Regions from separate parts of the Homo sapiens genome. Here region 1 is linked to region 2. Evidence: chromatin loops called from intact Hi-C (ENCODE). Cell type or tissue: sigmoid colon. All regions are shown on one strand. Links, peaks and the distances in the headings refer to the core of each region. The heading gives the core; the rest is flanking DNA. Region 1 overlaps CPLANE1 (ciliogenesis and planar polarity effector complex subunit 1). Region 2 overlaps NUP155 (nucleoporin 155).

Region 1 (5,388 bases), core at 204-5,203, 110 kb before region 2:
ATGGTCCAGGAAGGCTCCCTAGTGGACACACTGCAATGTAGTGACAAAGTCGAAAGTTTAACACGCTTTTCTCATGAAGAACCAGATGACTCTTGGTAACCATGTTTGCTGCCCAGCTTCTAACTTACATACCATGAGAAATTACATAACATTTACTCCTTTGTAAATGTTTCTCTATCAACAGATAAAACTCTGAATAAAAATGTGTAATCCAAAAAAAAAAAAAAGAAAGAAACTACAAATGTTTTCGTATTATCAATTTCATGTGGTGCAAGCTAGTATATGTGCAGCACTAAGAATACTGTGTGGCAAATAGTAGGCACTTAATAAAAATTAGAATGAATGAATATCATAGAAATTTGTGTACCTGTTTATACTGAGAGCAGGGCAGTTATCTAGCACAGGATTAGATGCATTTTGACCATACTAATGAAAGTATTAAATTTAAAAAGTAAATGGTCCAAATAAAATAATAAAAGTAAATCATCCAAATAACATTAAATACTGAATTAGCAGGCTCAATATTTATTAAATCTCTACATTTTGACATAAATGAAGGTGGCAGCTCTTTCACTTTAAAAATTGAAACTTCAGCTGGGCACACCTATAGTCCCTGCTACTTGGGAGGCTGAGGTGGTTAAGATCATTTGGCCGGGCACGTGGCGCACGCCTATAATCCCAGCAGGGAGGCCAAGGCAGGTGGATCACCTGAGGTCAGGAGTTCGAGACCAGCCTGACTAACGTGGTGAAACCCTGTCTCTACTAAATACAAAAAATTAGCCAGGTGTGGTGGCATATGCCGATAATCCCAGCTACTTGGGAGGTTGAGGCAGGAAAATTGCTTGAACCCAGGAGGTGGAGGTTGCAGTTAGCCAAGATCACACCATTGCACTCCACCCTGGGCAACAAGAGCGAAACTCAGTCTCAAAAAAAAGAAAAGATTGTTTGAGGCCAGGAGTTCAAAAACAGTCTGAGCAATATAGCAAAATTCCATCTCTAAAAAGAAATAATTAATAAATTAAAATTTAAAACTAAAAACTTTATAAAGATCAACTTGTCCCAATTTTGTGATTTTAAAAAGCCATGTTCAGTAAAAACGAATCTAAGCCATTACTTTTCTCAGATTCTATTCATTCATAGTCATAAATCACCTCCTATGTTTCAGATACTATGCTAGAACAGTATCATTGAGTAATGGCCTCTGTATAATATGTTTTAAATATTATATTATGTGCAATGCAAAAAAAGTTTAAAAAGGATTTGTTTACTACATTACCTGTTTTAATATGAAGTGGGGGAAGAACATTCACATGATGAGGGGGCAAAATGCAAAGCTGCTGATTGGTGAAATAGGCAGCCATGAAACGAGCCATGGACTGGACGACTCTCACTGCTGCCTCAGGATGAACACCGCCCACCATTCCACACTCAAAATGAGACTTTGCAGCACCTAAGGAATACAGCAATGACCTAAGAAGATTGTGATCAACTACCAAAAGTAATAATATTTAAGTTCCCAACATTATACAAAAAGAAAATTGCAATACCTTTTTTTCTGAGATAAGCACCCATGGCCAATACAAGCTGAATTATAATAGGTACCGTACTTCTTAAAGACAATAAAACCAGAAACAATTACAATTGACCCTTGAACTTCACGGGTTTGAACTGCATAAATCCACTTATATATACAGATTTTTTTTCCATAAATGTACTAGAAAATGTTTTGGAGATTTGTGACAATTTGAAAAAATTTGTAGGCATACCACATAACCTAGAAATATCAATAAAAAAAGAAAAAGGTATGTCATCAATATAAAAAATATATGTAAATAATTATTTTATCATTTAGTACCATAAAATACATATAAACTATAAAAAGTTAAAATTTATCAAAATTGGCTGGGTACAGTGGCTTACACCTATAATCCCAGCACTTTGGAAGGCCAAGGTGGGCTGATCTCTTGAGCTCAGGAGTTTGAGACCAGCCTGGGCAACATGGTGAAATCCCACCTCTACAGAAAAATACAATAAAAAGAAACATTAGCTGGGCATGGTTGTGCGCACCTATAGTCCCAGCTATTCAGGGTGCTGAGGTAGGAGGATCGCTTGAGTCTAGGAGGCGGAGGCTGCAGTAAGCTGAGATTGTGCCAGTGCACTCCAGCCTGGGCAACAGAGCTAGATAGACCCTGACTCAAAAAAAAATTATCAAAATTTACACAAACACTTACAGGCCATATATGGCACTGTTCACAGTCAAGAGAAATGTAAACACACATAAAGATAAAGTATTAAATAACTGCATAAAATTCATTGTAGTTCCTACTGTACTACTGTATTAATTTTGCAGCTACTTCCTGTTGCTATTTTGAGGAGTTCAAGTGTTGCAAGTATTTGCTTAAAATACTGTGTGATGCTAATCATCTCTGCATGAGCAGTTCATCTCTCTAGTAAAGTGCACATGGCAATAAAAAGCAACCTCACAATTCTTGTGTAGTTCTCATCACGTTTAGTGCAGTACCATAAACCTTGAATAACACCATAAGACCTACAGGAAGTGCCACCAGAGATCCTGGAAGTGTTCTGAATAAGCAGAAAAAAATCATGACATTACAAGTAAAAGTTGAATTACTTGAGACATACCATGGATTGAGGTCTGCAGCTATGGTTGTCTACCATTTCAGACAATTAATCTTGGAAACAGATAACATAAACTTGTGGTATCAATAAATACAGTACAATACTGGAAATGTATTTTCCCTTATGATTTTTTTTTCTCTTTTTGAGACAGAGTTTCACTTTTATTGCCCAGGCTGGAGTGCAATGGTGCGATCTCAGCTCACCACAAACCTCGCCTTCTGGGTTCAAGTGATTCTCCTGCCTCAGCCTCCTGAGTAGCTGGGATTATAGGCACGTGCCACCACGCCCGGCTAATTTTGTATTTTTAGTAGAGACCAGTTTTCTCCATGTTGGTCAGACTGGTCTCGAACTCTTGACCTCAGGTGATCTGCCCGCCTCGGCCTCCCAAAGTGCTGGGATTACAGACATGAGCCACTGTACCTGGCCTCTTAGGATTTTCTTAATACAACTTTCCTTTCTCTGGCTTACTTTATTCTAAGAATACAGTATATAATATATACAACATATAAAATATATGTTAATCAACTATTTATGTTACCAGTAAGGCTTCTAGTCAACAGTAGGCTATTAATGGTTAAGTTTTTCGGGAGTCAAGTTATACACGAATTTTTGACAGCATGAGGGTGTTGGTGCTCCTAACCCCTGTGATGTTCAATGGTCAACTGTAGTTAGTAATTATGTGCACATACACCTAAGAACTGTTCACAACTTTAAGTTTTATTTTTTAAATGGAGGTATCTATACAAAATGACCCAGGCACGACAGCCTTGCAAGCTTAGAATTTCATTATTTATTTCCCGTTTTTCCTTCTCTTTCCTTTTTTTTTTTTTTTTTTTTTTTTGAAGATAAACGGGGCAGGGCTTACTACAAAAATAATCTAAAAAGCACTGATATAAGATTTTTTTCTTTTTTTCTTTTTTGTTTTTTGAGAAAGAATCCTGCTCTGTCACCCAAGCTAGAGTGCAGTGGCACATTCTCAGCTCACTGCAACCTCTGCCTCCAAGGTTTAGGCCATCTTCCCGCCTCAGTCTCCTGAGTAGCTGGGACTATAGGCACACGCCACCTTGACCGGCTAATTTTTTTTGTATTTTTTTGGTCAAGATGGGGTTTCGCCATGTTGGACAGGCTGGTCTTGAACTCCTGAGCTCAAGTAATCGGTCCGCCTCAGCCTCCCAAAATGCTGGGATTACAGGTGTGAGCCACCATGACCACCCAAGATTCTTAATGCTTTTGTCTGTACCATTAGATCTGAGAATCTTAATATACTCCCATTAGTAATAGTAGCTCACTAGTATAAGATTTTGGGGGGCAGGCAGTAGCAAAAAGAACGTGTGGGGTGGGCCAGGCACAGAGGCTCATGCCTGTAATCCCCACACTTTGGGAGGCCCAGGATGGAGGATCACTTGAGTCCGTCCAGGAGTTTGATACCAGCCTGGGCAACATGGAGAAACCCCATCACTGCAAAAAAATACAAAAATTAGCCAGGTGTGGTGGCATGTGCCTATAGTCCCAGCTACTCAGGAGGCTGAGGCAGGAGGATCACTTGAGCCTGGGAGGTTGAAGCTGCAGTGAGCTGTGATCACGCCACTGCACTCCAGCCTAGGTGACAGAGTGAGGCCCTATCTCAAACACACGCACACAAATGTGTGGAGTGAAGGGAGATGGCTAGATAGCAGGTGGACAGAAGAATCACATCAAAATTTCTGGCATAACTCCAAAGTGCACTAGCAGGATTAGAGGACATGCGTCATTCCCACTTGAGAATCTCAATAATAATATAAGCTGGCATTCACAAATTTGAAAATAAATTAGCTTAAAACTACTAAATACTGTATAGATAAATACTAGGATAACATTAGTTGGTATGAAGTGTATGGCTCCAACAATAGAAAGGTATCTTTCTTTTCCAGAAGTGATCTGACACATATTCATGGGAAATTACATTTTATATGTGTATGGATTTCTATCTTGTTCACTGTATGTCCCAGCACCTAGCACTTCTCCTCTCATATAGTAGGCCCTCAAAGGAATATTGTTAATAAAGAAAATAATGTTAATTAATGTTACCTGGTTTCTTTTTTTAAACAAAAGGAATTGAGAAAATTTTATTAGCCTTCAAGCAGTAGTCTTCATTTAGTCACTGTAATATTTGGGGGGAAAAACCACACTATTTCTTCACATTCGAGTTAGAGATACCTGGGTAAAAATTTTTTTCTCCTGGGTAAAACTTATGGAGGAATTATACAAAGGTAAGATTTTCAGTAATCTTAATCATTCAAACCTTATGCAAAACTCAGGAATCAGCCTCTTAAATAGGGAGTGACCTGATGATAAAAGTTATTGTCACAGAATAAAGCTGTATCAATTTAGAAGTTAAAAAAATTTTCAAAGTGTAAATCTCGACCGGGTGCAGTGGCTCATGCCTGTAATCCCAGCACTTTGGGAGGCCAAGGCAGGTGGATCACCTGAGGTCAGGAGTTAGAGACCAGCCTGGCCAATATGGTGAAACCCCGTCTCTACTAAAAATACAAAAAATTAGCTGGGCATGGTGGTGCACGCTTGTAATCCCAGCTACTAGTGAGGCTGAGGCAGGAGAATCACTTTAACCCAGGAGGCCGAAGTTGCAGTGAGCCGAGACTGCGCCATTGCACTCCAGCCTGGGCGACAGAGCGAGACACCATCTCAAATAAATAAATAAATAAATAAATAAATAAATAAAAATAAAGTGTAATTCTGTATAGGGTGCAG
Region 2 (5,388 bases), core at 98-5,097:
ACTGCACTCCAGGCTGGGCGACAGAGCGAGACTCTGTCTCAAAAAAAAAAAAAAAATCCATTATTGCTGGGCATGGTGGATCACCTGAAGGTGGTCAGGAGTTTGAGACCAGCCTGGCCAACATAGTGAAACTCCATTTCTACTACAAATAGAAAAATTAGCTGGGCATGGTGGCAGGCGCCTGTAACCCCAGCTACTCAGGAGGCTGAGGCAGGAGAATCGCTTGAACCTAGGAGGTGGAGGTTGCAGTGAGCCGAGATTGCACCATTGCACTCCAGCCTGGGCGACAAGAGCGAAACTCCGTCTCAAAAAAAAAACCCAAATGTCCACTCTTGGTCGGGCATGGTGGCTCACGCCTGTAATCCCAGAACTTTGGGAGGCTGAGGCCAGTGGATGATGAGGTCAGGAGTTCAAGACCAGCCTGGTCAACATGGTGAAACCCCGTCTCCGCTGAAAATACAAAGAAGAATTAGCTGGGCATGGTGGTGCACATCTGTAATCTAAGCTACTTGGGAGGCTGAGGCAGGAGAATTGCTTGAACCTGGGAGGCGGAGGTTGCTGTGAGCCAAGTTGGAGCCTTCGTACTCCAGCACGGGTGACAGAGCAAGAGTCCGTCTAAACACATGTCCACACAAAAACTTGTACAGGAATGCTCATATCAGCATTCTTATTAGCCAAAAAGCTGAAACAACCCAAATATCTATCAACTGATAAACTGAGAAATGAGACAAGTAGTAATACATGCTACAACAATCAAACCTTGAAAACATGCTTGGGGAAAGAAACAGACACCAAAGGTTATCTGTTGCATACTTCCATTTATATAAATATTTCTATAAAGATTCCATGTATATAAATATGTCTATAAATATTCCATTCATATAAATATTTCTATATTCCATTTATATAACTATATTTCTATAAATATTCCATTTATATAACTATATTTCTATAAACATTCCATTTACATATATTCATATAATATATTTATATATTGTGTATCTTATGTAATATATAAAATATAATATTTATATAAATAGTCAGAAAAGGCAGATCTGTGGAGACAGAAAGTAGATTAGTGGTTGCCAGGGACTGGGGGAAGGTCCATGAATAATAATGGCTGGTCATGGGCACAAGAGTTTCTTATTGCTGTGATGAAAATGTTCTAAAATTAGATAGTGGTGATGGTTGCATAACCTTGTAGATACACTAAAAAATACTAAACTGCACACTTTAAAAGGACCAACTTTGTAGTATGTAAATCATCTCAACAAAAAATACAACGAAAAGAAAAAGATGAATTAATAAACCCTATTTATTCTTACTTTGGATTTCCTAATGGTCCTCCTGCAAACTGGGAGTTTCTGTCTAGAAATTCCTGCAAACCCTTTAGTTCTTGTAGCACTGACTCTAGCAGTTGGCAGGGAACACTACTTTCAATCTGTAAAAATGAAAGATTTTTCAAAAGTTTAAAAACACACCCTCTGTATAGCTATAATATAAACAATTTTAATTTTGAAATGAGTATCTCTATAGTTATTTCTTGTATCAATTCACACCTGTTGATCCGAATAAAGTATACCTACACACTTCCTCTCCTGCCAGTAACACTGATGCATAACTAACATACAATAAAATACAAATACTAAGAAAACATCTTGATTACTTTTATATATTTTTGTATAGTCATCACCCAGACCACAATACAGAAATTTCCAACACCAAAGAAAGTTTCCTATGTTCCTTTGTAGCCATTAGTCATCCCACCTCTGAGGTAACTACTTTTCTTACTCCTATCAACATAGATTAATTTTACAAGTTTTTAGACTTCCATATATATATATGGAATCATATACTGTGTTAGGCAAATACACTCTTATTCTTAGAAACTTGAACTTTTTTTTTTTTGAGAGACAGCGTCTTGTTGTTGCCTGGGAGTGTAGTGGCGCGGATCATATCTTACTGCAGCCTTGACTTCCTAAGTTCAAGTGACCCTCCTTCCCAATTAGCTGGAAGTACCAGCACATGCCACCACATATCTGACTAATTTTAATCTTATTTTATTTTATAGAAAAGGCATCTGGCCGCGTTGCCCTGGCTGGTCCTGAACTCCTGGGCTCAAGCCTTCCAAAGCATTGTGGTTACAGGCACGGGCCACTGTGCCCAACTCATGAACTTTAAGAGCCTCACAATTAAAAATATATTTGGACTGGGCGTGGTGGCTCACGCCTGTATTCTCAGTGGAGGCCGAGGTGGGCGGATCATTTGAGGTCAGGAGTTCGAGACCAGCCTGGCTAACATAGTAAAACACTGTTTCTACTAAAAATACAAAAAATCAGCTGGGCATGGTGGCGCGCACCTGTAATCCCAGCTACTCGTGAGGCTGTGGCAGAAGAATCGCTTGAACCCAGGAGGCAGGGGTTACGATGGGCCGAGATAATGCCATTGCACACCAGCTTGGGCAACAAGAGTGAAACTGTGCCACTGCACTCCAGCTTGGGCAACAAGAGCAAAAAGCAGTCTGTAAAGTATGCCAATTCATAGAAATTAGTGCTGGGTCCATGGAGTTTTCGTTCATATATATGTCAAAGTATTACATAGTAAAATTTGAGCAATATTAAGTTGCTTGAGTTATCCCTCATGACAACCTTATGAGGGAGATATACTACGCCCCTTCTTTTACCATGAGGTATCAGGCTCTGAAATGTTAAGTAATTTACTCATATTCAGACAGTTAATCAATGTTAGAGATGAGATTTAAACCTGAAGGTAAGCAGTTTGTTGTCCAAGAATGCAAACATATACATAAAAGAATAACCCGCCAGGCGCTGAGGCCCCCTGCCTGTAATCTTAGCACTTTGGGAAGCCAAGGCAGGTGGTTTGCTTGAGTCTAGGAGTTTGAGACTGGCCTGGGCAACATGGTGAAACCCTATCTCTACAAAAACTACAAAAATTAGCCAGGCATGGTGGCGCACACCTGTAATCCCAGGTACTCAGGAGGCTGAGGTGGGAGGATCGCTTGACCCCAGAGGGCAGAGGTTGCAGTAAGCTGAGACTGGGCCACTGCACTCCAGCCTGGGAGACAGAGCAGGACTCTGTCTCAAAAAAAAAAAAAAAAAAAAAAATAACCTTTGCCATCTTATTTGTGTAATATCAGGAAATGTGAAACAATCTAACCATTTATACCATCAACTGGCTACACAAAAATAACAAAATAATATTATACACACTTACTGCAGTGATCTCTCTGTTGCCACTCTTGAATATTCTCTCCACAACTAAGCTTGCATCCCAAATGTTTCTGGAAAAAAAAAAGTTTTAATGATTGTGCTGTAAATGAATAAAAACAATTACAATAAATTTCTTTCTCTAGGAACTTAATGGCTTTATTCAGTTTTTAAAACTTGCAGTGGTTTCATTTAACATTTTACTAAGCTATCTAGAAGAGTGGAATACTAGAAAATTTTCATACCTGATGTACCTAAGTTTTTCAGATAATGAAATATTACTGAAGAAAAATCAAAAGGCTCTGTATAATAAATTGTAAACAGGAAATTTATAAAGGGGCTCTGTACTGTTTCATACTTTTAAGCAAATGAGATGAATGAAATCATACATCTCAAATCTAAGAGAAATATATATTAGGCATGATAGCTAACTAAGATAACATGATAGACTGATTGCAAAAACAACCACATTTCTTTATCCCTCCCTATATCTATCCCCTCTGCAGTATGATTTGATGTCTCTCCCCTAAAAGGTGGTCTATTTCCCACCTTTTAAATCTGAGTTGGCCCTGTGACTTCCCTCTGGCCAAGTGAATAAGGCGGAAAAGTGCATGGTAAGCCAGTTCTGAGTTTAGAATAAAGGTTTTGCAAGTGTCTACTCTTTCTCAAGGAACTCTGCCACCACCAACTAAATAATCTTTGGCTGGCCTGCTGGGGGATGAGAAACCATGTAGAGAACAACCAAGCTGTTTCATCTTGGGCCATTCTAGACCAGCTGGAAAATATAACCTTGAACATGTGAGAGTCTAGCCAAGATAAGCATAGCTCTCTTTAACTTCACAACTGATTGCCTATTCTTGAGTTAGCCCAGCAAGACAAGAACTGCCCTGTTGAACTGTAGACACATGTCACTGAGTTATGGGGAAGTTTGTAACACTGTACATTCATATGTAAGTAGATATACAGTTGACCTTTGAACAATATGGGCTTGAATTGTGTGGGTCCACTTATACACAGATTTTTTTCCCACCTATGCTACCCCAGCACATCAAAACCAACCCTTCCTCTTCCTACTCCTCAGCCTACTCAGCGTGAAGACAAGGATGAAGACTTTTATGATGATCCATTGCCACTTAATGAATAGTAAATATATTTTCTCTTCCTTATGATTTTCTTAATTTTTTTTCTCTAGCTTACTTTATGGTAAGAATATAGTGTATAACACATATAACACAAAATATCAGTGTTACGGCTGTTTTAGAATTTGTCTAGCAGGTTTTCTGGTTTTTACGAGACTCCCCCATACTCCTACACCATGCAAAAGTTAAAAAAAGAAAACACAAAAAACATACAAAACGTGTTAATTGATTACTTATCAGTGAGGCTTCTAGACAGTAGGCTATTAGTAATTAAGAAAGTCAAAAGTTGTACATGAATTTTTGACTACATGAAGGTTGAGGAATGGTGGTTGGCATCCCCTAACCCCTGTGTTAAGGAACAACTGTATTTTGATGCTACAAAAATAGATTATGAGAGAGTAAGAGAAATAAAACACAGCAATGAATATAGTTAGATAACAAAAACTGGAATAATAGAAAAGTTTTATTGATCAACAAGTGAGCTAAAACTAAAATTTAATAGGAATAAATGATGTCCCAAATTCAGAGTTAAAAATATTTAACTACTCAAGATGGGACAAGGTGAGCAATAATTCATTATTTCATGACAAACTTACCCCATGATCCGAGAAAAGTAAATGCAAATACCATTGTGTTTTCCAGAGTACACAATCTCTGGTCCAGTCACACAACTCATATTTGTGGCCTGAGTTGCTGGGTTTCCCAGAGCACACACTGGAGTTGACATGGCAGGAGGCTGTATACCTTGTACACACATAAGAAAAACAAATCTCTTAATCTTAATCTTAGAACCCATAAATCTCTTAATCTTAATCTTAGAACCCATAAATCTCTTAATCTTAGAACCCATAAAATTCAGAATTCTCATAACCCAAGTTTGTGTATCTAGACACAAAGGTATTTACAAAAACAATGAAATACATAGATATTTAACTTGGTTTTCCTTAATAAGAAGAGAGATTTAAATGTGGATGGGTACTCCCAGATAGACTTGCAAGTGTTCACAATGCAGAATGAAAAGG

Evidence for each region. Peaks named below come from ENCODE experiments on the same cell type or tissue, not always from the same donor. Only the 100,000 strongest peaks of a DNase experiment are listed, where the experiment ranks them.
Region 1: a loop joins it to region 2, with 2.2 times the contacts of the local background. A loop is called at or near these places in 3 of 110 quality-filtered maps.

Annotation. Positions count from the first base shown.
Region 1 is chr5:37,212,283-37,217,670 of GRCh38, forward strand. It overlaps CPLANE1 (ciliogenesis and planar polarity effector complex subunit 1), which reads right to left. Exons shown (of 53, transcript NM_001384732.1): 16 at 1,277-1,450. It also overlaps the pseudogene OFD1P17. Among named protein-coding and RNA genes, the nearest start is that of CPLANE1-AS1, 34 kb to the right of the region's middle. In sigmoid colon, for the core only: no CTCF peak of the experiment used is centred there; no DNase peak of the experiment used is centred there; H3K27ac peaks cover 232 bases.
Region 2 is chr5:37,322,667-37,328,054 of GRCh38, forward strand. NUP155 (nucleoporin 155) reads right to left here. Exons shown (of 35, transcript NM_153485.3): 18 at 4,963-5,110; 19 at 3,235-3,301; 20 at 1,326-1,441. It also overlaps the pseudogene RNU7-75P. Among named protein-coding and RNA genes, the nearest start is that of NUP155, 46 kb to the right of the region's middle. In sigmoid colon, for the core only: no CTCF peak of the experiment used is centred there; no DNase peak of the experiment used is centred there.